2 separate regions of the Homo sapiens genome follow, and region 1 is linked to region 2. Evidence: chromatin loops called from intact Hi-C (ENCODE). Cell type or tissue: endothelial cell of umbilical vein. All regions are shown on one strand. Links, peaks and the distances in the headings refer to the core of each region. The heading gives the core; the rest is flanking DNA. Region 1 overlaps FBXL2 (F-box and leucine rich repeat protein 2). Region 2 has its middle 11 kb from the start of PDCD6IP-DT.

Evidence for each region. A loop is a pair of places that touch in the nucleus more often than their neighbours do. Peaks named below come from ENCODE experiments on the same cell type or tissue, not always from the same donor. Only the 100,000 strongest peaks of a DNase experiment are listed, where the experiment ranks them.
Region 1: it touches region 2 in a loop (8-fold over the local background); 15 of 110 quality-filtered maps call a loop at or near these places.

The regions. Positions count from the first base shown.
Region 1 is chr3:33,385,901-33,391,280 of GRCh38, forward strand. FBXL2 (F-box and leucine rich repeat protein 2) reads left to right here. Exons shown (of 15, transcript NM_012157.5): 15 at 1-2,192. It overlaps UBP1 (upstream binding protein 1), which reads right to left. Exons shown (of 16, transcript NM_014517.5): 16 at 2,436-4,468. The coding sequence ends at 4,431. Among named protein-coding and RNA genes, the nearest start is that of UBP1, 52 kb to the right of the region's middle. In endothelial cell of umbilical vein, for the core only: no CTCF peak of the experiment used is centred there; a DNase peak (open chromatin) is centred at 3,021; H3K27ac peaks cover 1,740 bases.
Region 2 is chr3:33,784,923-33,790,302 of GRCh38, forward strand. No RefSeq gene overlaps it. Among named protein-coding and RNA genes, the nearest start is that of PDCD6IP-DT, 11 kb to the right of the region's middle. RefSeq lists a silencer at 2,539-2,598 and an enhancer at 4,327-5,224. In endothelial cell of umbilical vein, for the core only: a CTCF peak has its summit at 2,709 (motif pointing left); a DNase peak (open chromatin) is centred at 2,659.

The DNA.
Region 1 (5,380 bases), core at 58-5,057, 400 kb before region 2:
TACGAAAGTTCTACCCTTGGCATACTCAGCATTCCTCAAAAAGACCATCAGTGTTAGCACAAACTGAGCAGAAAAAATAAGCTGTTGATTTTCTACCTGATACTTAAGCCAGTGGCCTACTTTAATTCACAATTCCATTTTGATTAGCAGGACTTTTCCACTTTGAAGATAAATAGCAACTTTATCAAAGTGACTGTACTGCAAATTAATTCATAATGCCTGATAGTTTTATATATAGAGACTTATGTGGAAGGCATGTTAATAGGTTTCCATGAGACACCAAAGAAAAGAGGACTCTATACTGGGTGGAGCAGGGTCTTCACCTTTTTGTTTCTGTCAACTTGTCATATACACCTCCAGGGACCAAAAACAAAAGCAGCTCGGAGTCTGTGTTGCCTGATTGGAAAGTAGAAGCTCTGGTGTATGCTACAGCACATAACACATTTTTACTAAAGGAAAAAAGCTAATTATGTCCATGCCTCTCGTAAAACTGGGGGGAACCTTAAAGAGAAAGAACTAAGGCTTAAGTTATCTGTAGTATAATCAATTAGAAGTAATGAATGGATGCATGTAAAATGGATGTGATTTTTTTTCAAGCTTATTTTGAAATCTTAAAAATCAGGTTACACCATAGCTACTCAAAAGTTTTACACACTTAAAACTCAGATCAGTAAGTGTTGGTACCTTTTAGACTCATAAAATTGAATAAACCATTGCAATGCTTTAAAAAAAATTAAGTCAGAGGGTTTTATTGCTATGATTTTATGGCAGACACATCCAAGCAAAACCATTTTCCAAATGCAGACCTTCCTGATGTTATCTGAAATCTGATAAAATGACCCTACTCTCTGCTGTGGTTCATTCTTGCTCCATGCTGTCCATATTTATGATCTTTATTAAGAACCTGTCAATCAGTCATCACCACCTTCATTGTAAACTTAGGTGTTCATGGTGGCTGGCCCTTCCAAACAACCACTCCCCCAAACTGAAGGGCCAGAGCTCATGAGAAACTTAAAAGTGAAACGGCAAAAGCAAGATGTGTTCCCATGACTACCAATACCTTTATTAGGCAGTTTTAGAAGTGTTTTTAAGGATATATTATGTCAGCTGCATTCTAGGAAGAGAAGCAGATTATATATATATATAATCTCCCCATAAACGGACTTAGCACAATTATCATCAGAGTAAGCATTAAAGTCATTTTATTGCCTTATGATATATTCCAGTATTCCTTGGTCTAAAAATTGTGTGGATACCATAGCAGTTAGTTAAATATACATTTATACCCACTGTTTGTTGTGGAAGAGATGATGGGGGAGGAGGACTGATGCAGGAAGCAACTTCAATAAATGAGCATATAACAGACTTGCTTCAGTGATTATGAATTAGTTTAGTTTCTATTAAAAAAAATTAACTTAAGGCTGGCCACGGTGGTTCATGCCTATAATCCCAGCACTTGGGGAGGCCAAGGCGGGTGGATCACCTGAGGTCAGGAGTTTGAGACCAGCCTGGCCAACACAGTAAAACCCCATCTCTACTGAAAATACAAAAATTAGCCGGGCGTGGTGCTGGGCACCTGTAATCTCAGCTACTCGGGAGGCTGAAGCAGGAGAAATGCTGGAACCCAGGAGGCGGAGGTGGCAGTGAGCCGAGATTGTGCCATTGCACTCCATCCAGCCCAGGAGACAACAGTGAGACTCCATCATCATCTCAAAACAAAACAAACAAACAAACAAAACAAACCACCAGAGCCTTCTATACATGATTGATTTCTTTTGAGCCAGGATACAACCTATCATCAGTCACAGCTATTGGACTTGATGCTCAATGATCCATGGCCTCATTTACAAAACAGGAGAACCTCTTGTAAGAAAATCAGGTTTGCAGGCTGGGCACGGTGGCTCACGCCTGTAATCCCAGCACTTTGGGAGGCAGAGGCGGGCGGATCGTGAGATCAGGAGATCAAGACCATCCTGGCTAACACAGTGAAACCCCGTCTCTACTAAAAATACAAAAAAAATTAGCCGGGCATAGTGGCGGGTGCCTGTAGTCCCAGCTACTCAGGAGACTGAGGCAGAAGAATGGCGTGAACCCGGGAGGCAGAGCTTGCAGTGAGCCGAGATTGCGCCACTGCACTCCAGCCTGGGTGACAGAGCCAGACTCCGTCTCAAAAAAAAAAAAAAAAAAGAAAATCAGGTTTGCTTCCTTTTAAAGTCTGGAATAGTTTAGTTAGTTAGTTAGTTAGTTAGTTAGTTAATGGAATAACAACATATCCTCAGTTGCATCAGCTTTCAGAAAATAAACTGAAAAGGAAAAAACTATGAGCCTAACCTCTTACTACATTTAGACTGGCTCAGAATACACACAGGGAAACTCCTTGATTCTATGACACGAAGTGACAGTAGCAGGAACTGGGATTTTAAATGAGACACACATTTGCAAAACAATCAGAAAACATTTATTATACTGAAATGTGTACATCCTACTATTAAAAAAACAAAGTAACAAATTTGCTGGTGCCAAAATTTATTTAGCCTGTTTCACTGGGACAAACTCACGTTCAATGCCACTCAGTATAATTTCAAGTCTGATAAGCATCTAAGTATTTTTACCCCGCTTCTAAAACCTGATGAGGAATTCAAAATAAGCACACAGCATTAAATGACATTTATTGTTCCATAAATCTTGAGACCCAAAAAGGAATGCTAAATAGACAAGCAAAACTTTTAAAACAAACGAGATAAACTCACTTCTTTCCCCAGTGACTGGTACAGAAAACATGTGGTCACACGAAAGCAAAGGGAAAAAGTCAGAAAGGAAAACTCTCTGCCTATAGGATCTATAGGAGTTACAGATATTTTCAAATCGATGATGAAAATAGATCGTGCTTCTTTGTAGCAAATAATTAACCCCCTTTATGAATAAAACATAAAATGTCAAAGCTTTTACTCACTGAAGTAGTTTGTCTTCTGGGAGAGATTTCAAACTCAAAATTACTCATTTCCTATTTTTTGCCTGAACACAATGAGGATCAAATAGTACATTCAAATCAGGACACCTGGGTATATGGACAAAGATATCCTACAATTAAAATGGAATAGAAGTTAAAAAAAAAATTCAGTCCCCTACACCACAGGCCTCAAACATGCTTGCTGATGGATTCTGGGAAGGTTTTGGATGAAGGACGGAGATATGGGAGGAAAGTGAGAAAACAGTGGATTCCCTTTGAAAAGTATGCTAGCAGACAAGCATTTGGTTTTATGAAAGAGGCACTCTTATAGAGAAAGAAGCTAGTATGTGGTGTATAAAAAGCCCCTAAATCATCACCAGAATGTCTATCCATGATTGTACTAAAGCTCAATATTTGAGAGGCTTAAGGGATTTGTATGGTACATTTTAGTGTTTGATTGATAACATCTAGTGTTTCCAGAAAAAAATTCATCTTGTTCATAATGAAGATCCCTTAACACCTAGTCAGAAGCTATCAACAATAATACTTTCTCCCCCTACTTGGGTCACCTATTTCCAATGTCTGGGGTAGGGCTTTAAAAATGTTTAATAGGATGGTGGGGGTGGGGGGTTAGGGTGGGGGTGGTCAGAGATGGAGGGAGAGAGGGAAGAAAATGAGAGAAAAACCACGAGTTTAAAAGGCAAGGAATCTCCAAAAATGAAAACCAGAAACTAAAATGCTAAAAATGGAAGCAGAAGCAAAAAAGTTTTTCAATAAATCTGTGACAAAGCCAAAACACAAAAGTCTTTGTACCTATTAGGATTTACACTGATCCTCTCACCAAGGTACTCCTGATAATGCAGTTTGCTTCAAGCCCATCTTCCTGGCTTGGATCTTCTCCAATCTGGCATGATCATATCAAACGTACACCCTCAGACATGATTTCTTCCAAGAAGGTGCCGAGCCTCTTACCTGACCACCAACGGCCACATCAGCACAACACAACTCTCCGCATACAGATTCACTGCTGGCCCCACAACAGCACTGTCCCCCATCTCCTCTCCAGGTCAGCATAAGGTTCAGGCAATAAAAGCCAAACTGGCACAGAAAGGTAAATGCCCACAGTAAGTTTCTACATTCATTTCCAAACCGCATACAGTGTAAAAAGACAGCAAAGGCTGCTTCTAGGAACTGTATTTACTGGCCTCTGCCAGAGCAGCAGGCAGCTATGCCTGCACCGTGGCCTCCAGAGCTGGATGCATGCTGTGCCGATGTGCTCACTCTCATGAGGATGCTTGGCTATGGCAGTGACAGTGAGGAGATTCACCTCTCATACAGCTCATTAGAAAGGTCATCTTGTGTTTTCAATATGAAACATTTCATATGGTAAAATCCAATCCCAAGACTTCTTGGATTCAGTCTTCACACACTTTTAAGCGTGACTATTTGGTACTGAATACAGTTCAGTCTATATAAGACATCACTTCAAAATTATGTGGATGCCATCACTACTTTCAGCTGCAGAAAAAGGAAAGACAGTATTTCTTCAGTCAGGCTTAGGAAATTAAGCCTATTAAATGGAAAACTCCCTGCCAACTACAACCTCCCTTCCCAATTCAGAGGTTACCTTTAAATGATTCTAGAGAAACAAGCAGATTAACTTGCTCTAGCTCCTCTTCCCCCAAAAAACTTCATGTACACATTCCCTTTTTAGACATTCTGCGAAGCCTGGCCCACTATCAACGCCCGCATTCCAACACTGTCTGCCAGTTCTGGGGGTAGGGGGACATCTATCAAGACACACAATAATAGTGCTGTCCATAAGGGGAGCAAGAGCTAGAAGGAGAACAGGTGAAATATACTGTGTCAGGGCAGAGGACCTGAGGGAGTAAATGCAAATGTGTACATCTACCTTTTCCAGAAAAATTTCTGAGCTACTCACAGAGATTTCAAACATTTTAAAACTGTATCATTCCTTTTGCCTAGTGTTTCTCAGTAAATAGTGAGAAGCAATATAGGCATTCATAAAAAAATGATTTTTCTCATGACGACAAAGTTTAAAAAAAAAAACAAAACAGTAAATTGAGATTAGAGGGGAGATCCTATGATTTCTAATACCAAAAAATGTCTGCTGGTTTCACAAAACAAAACTATGCAATTATAGTATATGTCTTCTTTTTCAGACAATGTCAGTTATGCAAGGTAAAAACTGTACTGCTGTGAAAACAAAAGACTGAGCAGAAGGGTACTAGGCTAAAGATGTTTCTGAAAGAGTGAACCAGTTCAGAGTTAAAACTCAGCCTTGCAGGTAACCTGATGGCATACGCAACATGTGAGGCGCAAAATAAAATCAGTATTTCAGTAGTCTGGGGACACCTGACACACATGACATCTCCCTCTTCTAGGGGCAGCTTTTGTGCTAAGACCGGA
Region 2 (5,380 bases), core at 53-5,052:
AACAAATCAGTACTTAGAATAATCAGTACTTTGTTGGAATAATCCAACAAAATAATAATGAATGACAAATGCACATAAAGAGTTAACTACCATCTTGGCCATGTTGTTTACAACATCAAGAAAGTGGAAACAGGTCAGGTGGGGTGACACATCTGTAACCCCAGTGCTTTAGGAGACTGAAGCAGAAGGATTGTTTGAGGCCAGGAGTTAAAGACCAGCCTGGGCAACATAGCGAGACCCCATCTCTACAAAGAGTTTAAAAATTAGCTGGGGATGGTGGTGTCTGCCTGTAGTACTGGCTACTCAGGAGGCTGAAGCAGGAGGATCATCTGAGCTCAGGAGTTTGATGCTACAGTGAGCTATGATTGCACCACTGCATTCCACCCTGGGTGATGGAGTGAGACCCTGTCTCTCTTAAAAAAGAAAAGAAAAGAAAAAAAGAGTAGAAACAACCTAAATACTCAAAAATAGACAATTGGCTTAAGTCACTCCCATGGCAATGGGATGTTTCAGCAGTTTTAAAGCAAATAAGAAGGCCACTAGCCTGAGGTTGTCTCTGCACCCTGAGCCCTTACATAAGCAAGCTGAAGCCTTATTTATTTATTTATTTGTTTATTTATGTATTTATGTATTTTTATGAGATGGAGTCTCACTCTGTCACCCAGGCTGGAGTGCAGTGGCATGATCTCAGCTCATTGCAACCTCTGGCTCCCGGGTTTAAGCGATTCTTCTGCCTCAGCCTCCCGAGTAGCTGGGATTACAGGCACGTGCCACCACACCGGGCTAATTTTTTATATTTTTGGTAGACAGGGTTTCACCATGTTGGCCTAGCTGGTCTCAAACTTCTGACCTCAAGTGATCTGCCCGCCTCGGCCTCCCAAAGTGCTGGGATTACAGGTGTGAGCCACCGTGCCCAGCCCAAAGCCTAATTTAGAGGTATTTCTTATAACTGACTTAAATAGACAAACAAAAATACAGCCCTAACCAATCACAAACAGCCACTGAGTGAATTGGCTATATAACTAGGTGTCTCCCATCAGATTATACCCAAATAAGGCAAACACTTAGCTGTAGCAATTCAGGTAATTTCTTCACTTTGCTTCTGTGTTCAGCCTATAATAGGTAGGTGCTTCCAGAGCAGAGCCCATAACCTCTTTTGGTCTTGGTGCTTCCCAATTCATGAATCATTCTTTTACTCAAATAAATGTGTTAATTTCATTTAAACTTTTTTTTTTAACAGCAAGATATCATATTAAATTTATCATATAAAAAGTGGCCGTTATTGGTAAGAGGTTGACTTGGGGAAGTGAAATGAGATTTGGTGAGAAAAAAAACTCTCTGCACTCTGTCCATCATTTATTAATAGAATGTTTTCTTTCTAGAGATGAACTATTTCTACTTCTAAACATTGAGGAGATACAAAGAAGGGCTTTTGGCTAGATATGGTGGCTCATACCTGTAATCCCAGCACTTTGGCAGGCTAAGGCAGGAGAATCACTTGAGTCCAGGAGCTCAAGACCAGCCTGGGCAAAAAGCAAGACCCCATTACTATTAAAAAAAAAAAAAAAAAAAAAAAAAAAGAGGCTTTCAGCAATGATAGTGATAAAATTACAAAAAAAAAAAAAAAAAAAAAAAGCAACAGTAACTAACATTGAGTACTTACTGTGTTCTGGGCAGCCTGTCAGGTATTTAATGTATTTTATTTAACTCCCATGATAGCCCTTTGGGGTAGGTAGTATTCTTTATCATCTTTAGGTGTGAAGACTGAGGCTTAGAGACGTTGAGTGAACGGCCTAGAGTGAGTGACACAGCTGATAAATATTGTAGTTAGAATTTAAACTCTGGAAGTCAGGATTCCAGACATTCTTATCCACTGGGCTGAACTGCCTCGAATAAGTAAAGCATCTCCGTTAGTGGAGATCCCCTAATAGCCCTCTGTTCTGGGAGACATACCGAGGGATCATTTTAATTAGGTAGATGTAAGGAAACACAGGGGAAGGTTGTAGCTGGACATGTGGGAATTGACAATGAAGCTCTTTTCATCATTTTCTTTGGTACATGAAGTTCAAAGGCTGCTGGGAGAAAGTCAGCAAATTTTCCCAAAGACTAAGCTTCTGGGAAGGCAGTTACTGAGACCCCTGATCACTTCCTTTAGGAGGGTTAATATTGCTATATCACCTCTGGACTGGAATGGCCCTGACCTGACGTGGCAGCAGCAAAAGACAGGAGAAATTCGCCATGGAGAGGGGAGCCTGGACTGCTTACCTGGACTTAACAATCCTGGCAGCAACAACAAGTTTCTAGCTCAGTTCCTACAAATTTTACTCTAGCATCACACATGTGTCCTAGGAAAAAAGCCCTTTGTGTTTGTAACTTTGGAACCATAGATTGTCAGAGCATTTACATTTTTTTTTTCTTGGTGACAGAGTCTCGCTCTGTCAGCCAGGCTGGAGGGCAGTGATGTGATCTCGGCTCATTGCAACCTCCGCCACCCGGGGTCAAGCGATTCTCCTGCCTCAACCTTCCGAGTAGCGCGTGATCTACCTGCCTTGGCCTCCCAAAGTGCTGGGATTACAGGCACGAGCCACCGCGCCCAGCCCAGAGCATTTAAATTTTAATAGCTCCATCCTGCGAAAGGTCGTGCTGTAGTAGATATTCTGTGTCTCAACAGTGACACCTTGTGGGGCAGAGGTAGCAGAGGCTGGGGGCTGTTTGGACTGGAGTAGTTTTCTATCTTTCTTAAAGTCAGTTATAAGCAGGATTGATCTTTTGGACTCTGTTCCTGAACTTAACATGGAAGGACAAAAACACGTAGAAAACATGATGTACTGTGTACACCTAATCAATTTGAATGTTGAGTTTTGATTTCACTCACAATTCATTCATTAAAGATTAAAAGTACAATGATACACTACTTTTCATCTAACAGGTTAATAAATATTAAAAAGTAGGACAGAATTTAGTGTCAGTGAGGGTATAAGAAAACTATCAAAAACTGTTACTGGAAATAAAAAATCGTGCAAAAAATTGGAAGATAATCTATGATAACATATACCCAAATTTAAAATGCACATATTCTATAATCCAGTAATGCCATCATTAAGAATTTAGGAGTGTTGCTGGGCACGGTGGCTCATGCCTGTAATCCCAGCATTTTGGGAGGCTGAAGTGGGTGGATCATGAGGTCAGCAGTTCAAGACCAGCCTGACCAACATGGTGAAACCCCATCTCTACTAAGAATACAAAAATTAGCCGGGCATGGTCGTGGGCGCCTGTAATCCCAGCTACCCGGGAGGCTGAGGCAGGAGAATCGCTTGAACCCAGGAGGCGGAGGTTGCAGTGAGCTGAGATCGCACCATTGATTGCACTCCAGCCTGGGCAACAGAGCAAGACTCTGTCTCAAAAAAAAAAAAAAAAAAAAAAAAGGAATTTAGGAGTGTTTTCTAATGATTTTTTGTTTGTTTAATGTATCAATTAGGATGCAGTCATTTGTAAAGAACAACGATGAAAAAACCCAATTCAAACATGTTTGAACAATGGAGGGGATTTATTAGGCAATGGACCGAGATCCCAGAAATAGAGTGGACTTCACCTGGGGTTTGACTCAGCATCTCAGAGATATCATCGTCCACCTAGTTTCTTTCTAACTCCGTTTTCTGGCTTCTGGGACATCAAACTAATTCCCTATCAAAGTTATAAGATGGCTGACAACAACTCCCAAGGTATAGTGGACATATGTTTTCTTTATGGCCACAAGGCACCCTTGAAAACCTTTCCTATGGAGAGTTCTCCATCTTATAAGTCCTTATTTTCTCAATGTGAAAATCAGAAATTGTTTCCCAGTCTCCCTTGCAGCTCTGTGAAATCTGGTGACATGAAGATGCAATCACCATGCAGAAACCCTCCTGGCAAGAGTGGCAGTACTAGCTCCAGAAGCAGCAGTTGCAGAAGTTCAGGTGAAAGTCCCTAGGGACCAGCACCCTTGCCAGTGGGGTATTTGTGCTCATTGGGAGCAATGGTGGTGTTTTCTTTGGAGCAGTTCTACAATAGGATAAATTGTTGTGTGGCCCTGAAGCCGGATTCTCTGGTCTTCCAGAGAGTCTATGAACTCATTGATATCCTTTAATAAATTTGCTTTCTGCTTAAATTATCCACAGTTCATTTCTATTGTGTGCAAGAACCCTAATACACAGAGATACTTTTTTTCAGCCACATCTAGAGAGTGGGGTAACTTTCAGAAATTCCCTCAAAAGAGCTAAGAAGCTTCCTTCTCTGTTATCTCTGGCAAACCTCTTTTTACATCTCTATAGTCAGAATTGGGTCATTTTTTTTTTTTCTGTACTACTGGGGCTTGAGGACGGGATTATGATAATGATCTAAGGCCTGAGCCACATTCTTATCCCTTAAGGCTTAAGACAAAGAACAAAGAGGGAGAGGCGAGGACACCCAGGGTGAGATCAGGAGGATACTAACTTCAGAGAGGGGTGAATGGGTGAAAGTATATTGGAGGTAGAAGAACCACAATGCCTACCAGACAGAGCAACTTACATCAAACCCTTTGAACTTCCAAGCTTGCTCCTCACATGTGTGAAGAAGTCTGCATAAACCACTATATTATGTTGCTGTTTGTCACCACCTGGAACATCTGGACAGAGTCCCCAGGATAGGATACAACTTCCTTTCCATGGGGCCAGTCACATTCTTTGCTGTCTTGTTCCTTCATTCTGCCTTTAATGAGGGTGGGGTCAATAAAGAAAATGGCAGTAAATTTCTCTTTAGTTTAATGGAAAATTCCTCTGGAAGTTCACCCCTCATTGATGTACTCCACTTCCTTATTTTTCTCCCCTATTCTTAGGAGCCAATATCTCTGCAACAATGCTTCCTTCTTCTCACCTTTCAAAGCAAGACTTTATTCATTCTCTGAACAACCCACCCCTTCCAAATAGATCAGACTATACCCCTAGCGGTATATTTCTCAAAATTTGGAGCCTGTTCTGAGTAATATGCTTTTCAAGCGAATTTTACCCTTAGTACTAGTGACATTTAGGGCTGGATAATATTTTTGCTATGAGAGACTGTCCTGTGCATTGTAGAATGTTTAGAAGCATCTCTAGCTTCTATCCACTAGAGGCTAGTAGCATCCTCTCCCACCAAGTTGTGACAACCAAAAATGACCACTGGAGAGCAAAATTACCCATTTAATAACAAGTAAGCTAGAATAATACTCTGGGGGAGACTGTGCTGGGTGAGAGTAGAGGAGTTCTCTTATATTCCAAGTTAGGGTGGAGAACGTGGGGAACTTTATCCAGGTTTCACCAAAAAGTAAAGGACAGGTGAAGGAACTCACTTCTCTTGTGAGTCATCAATGAACTTCTTTGCT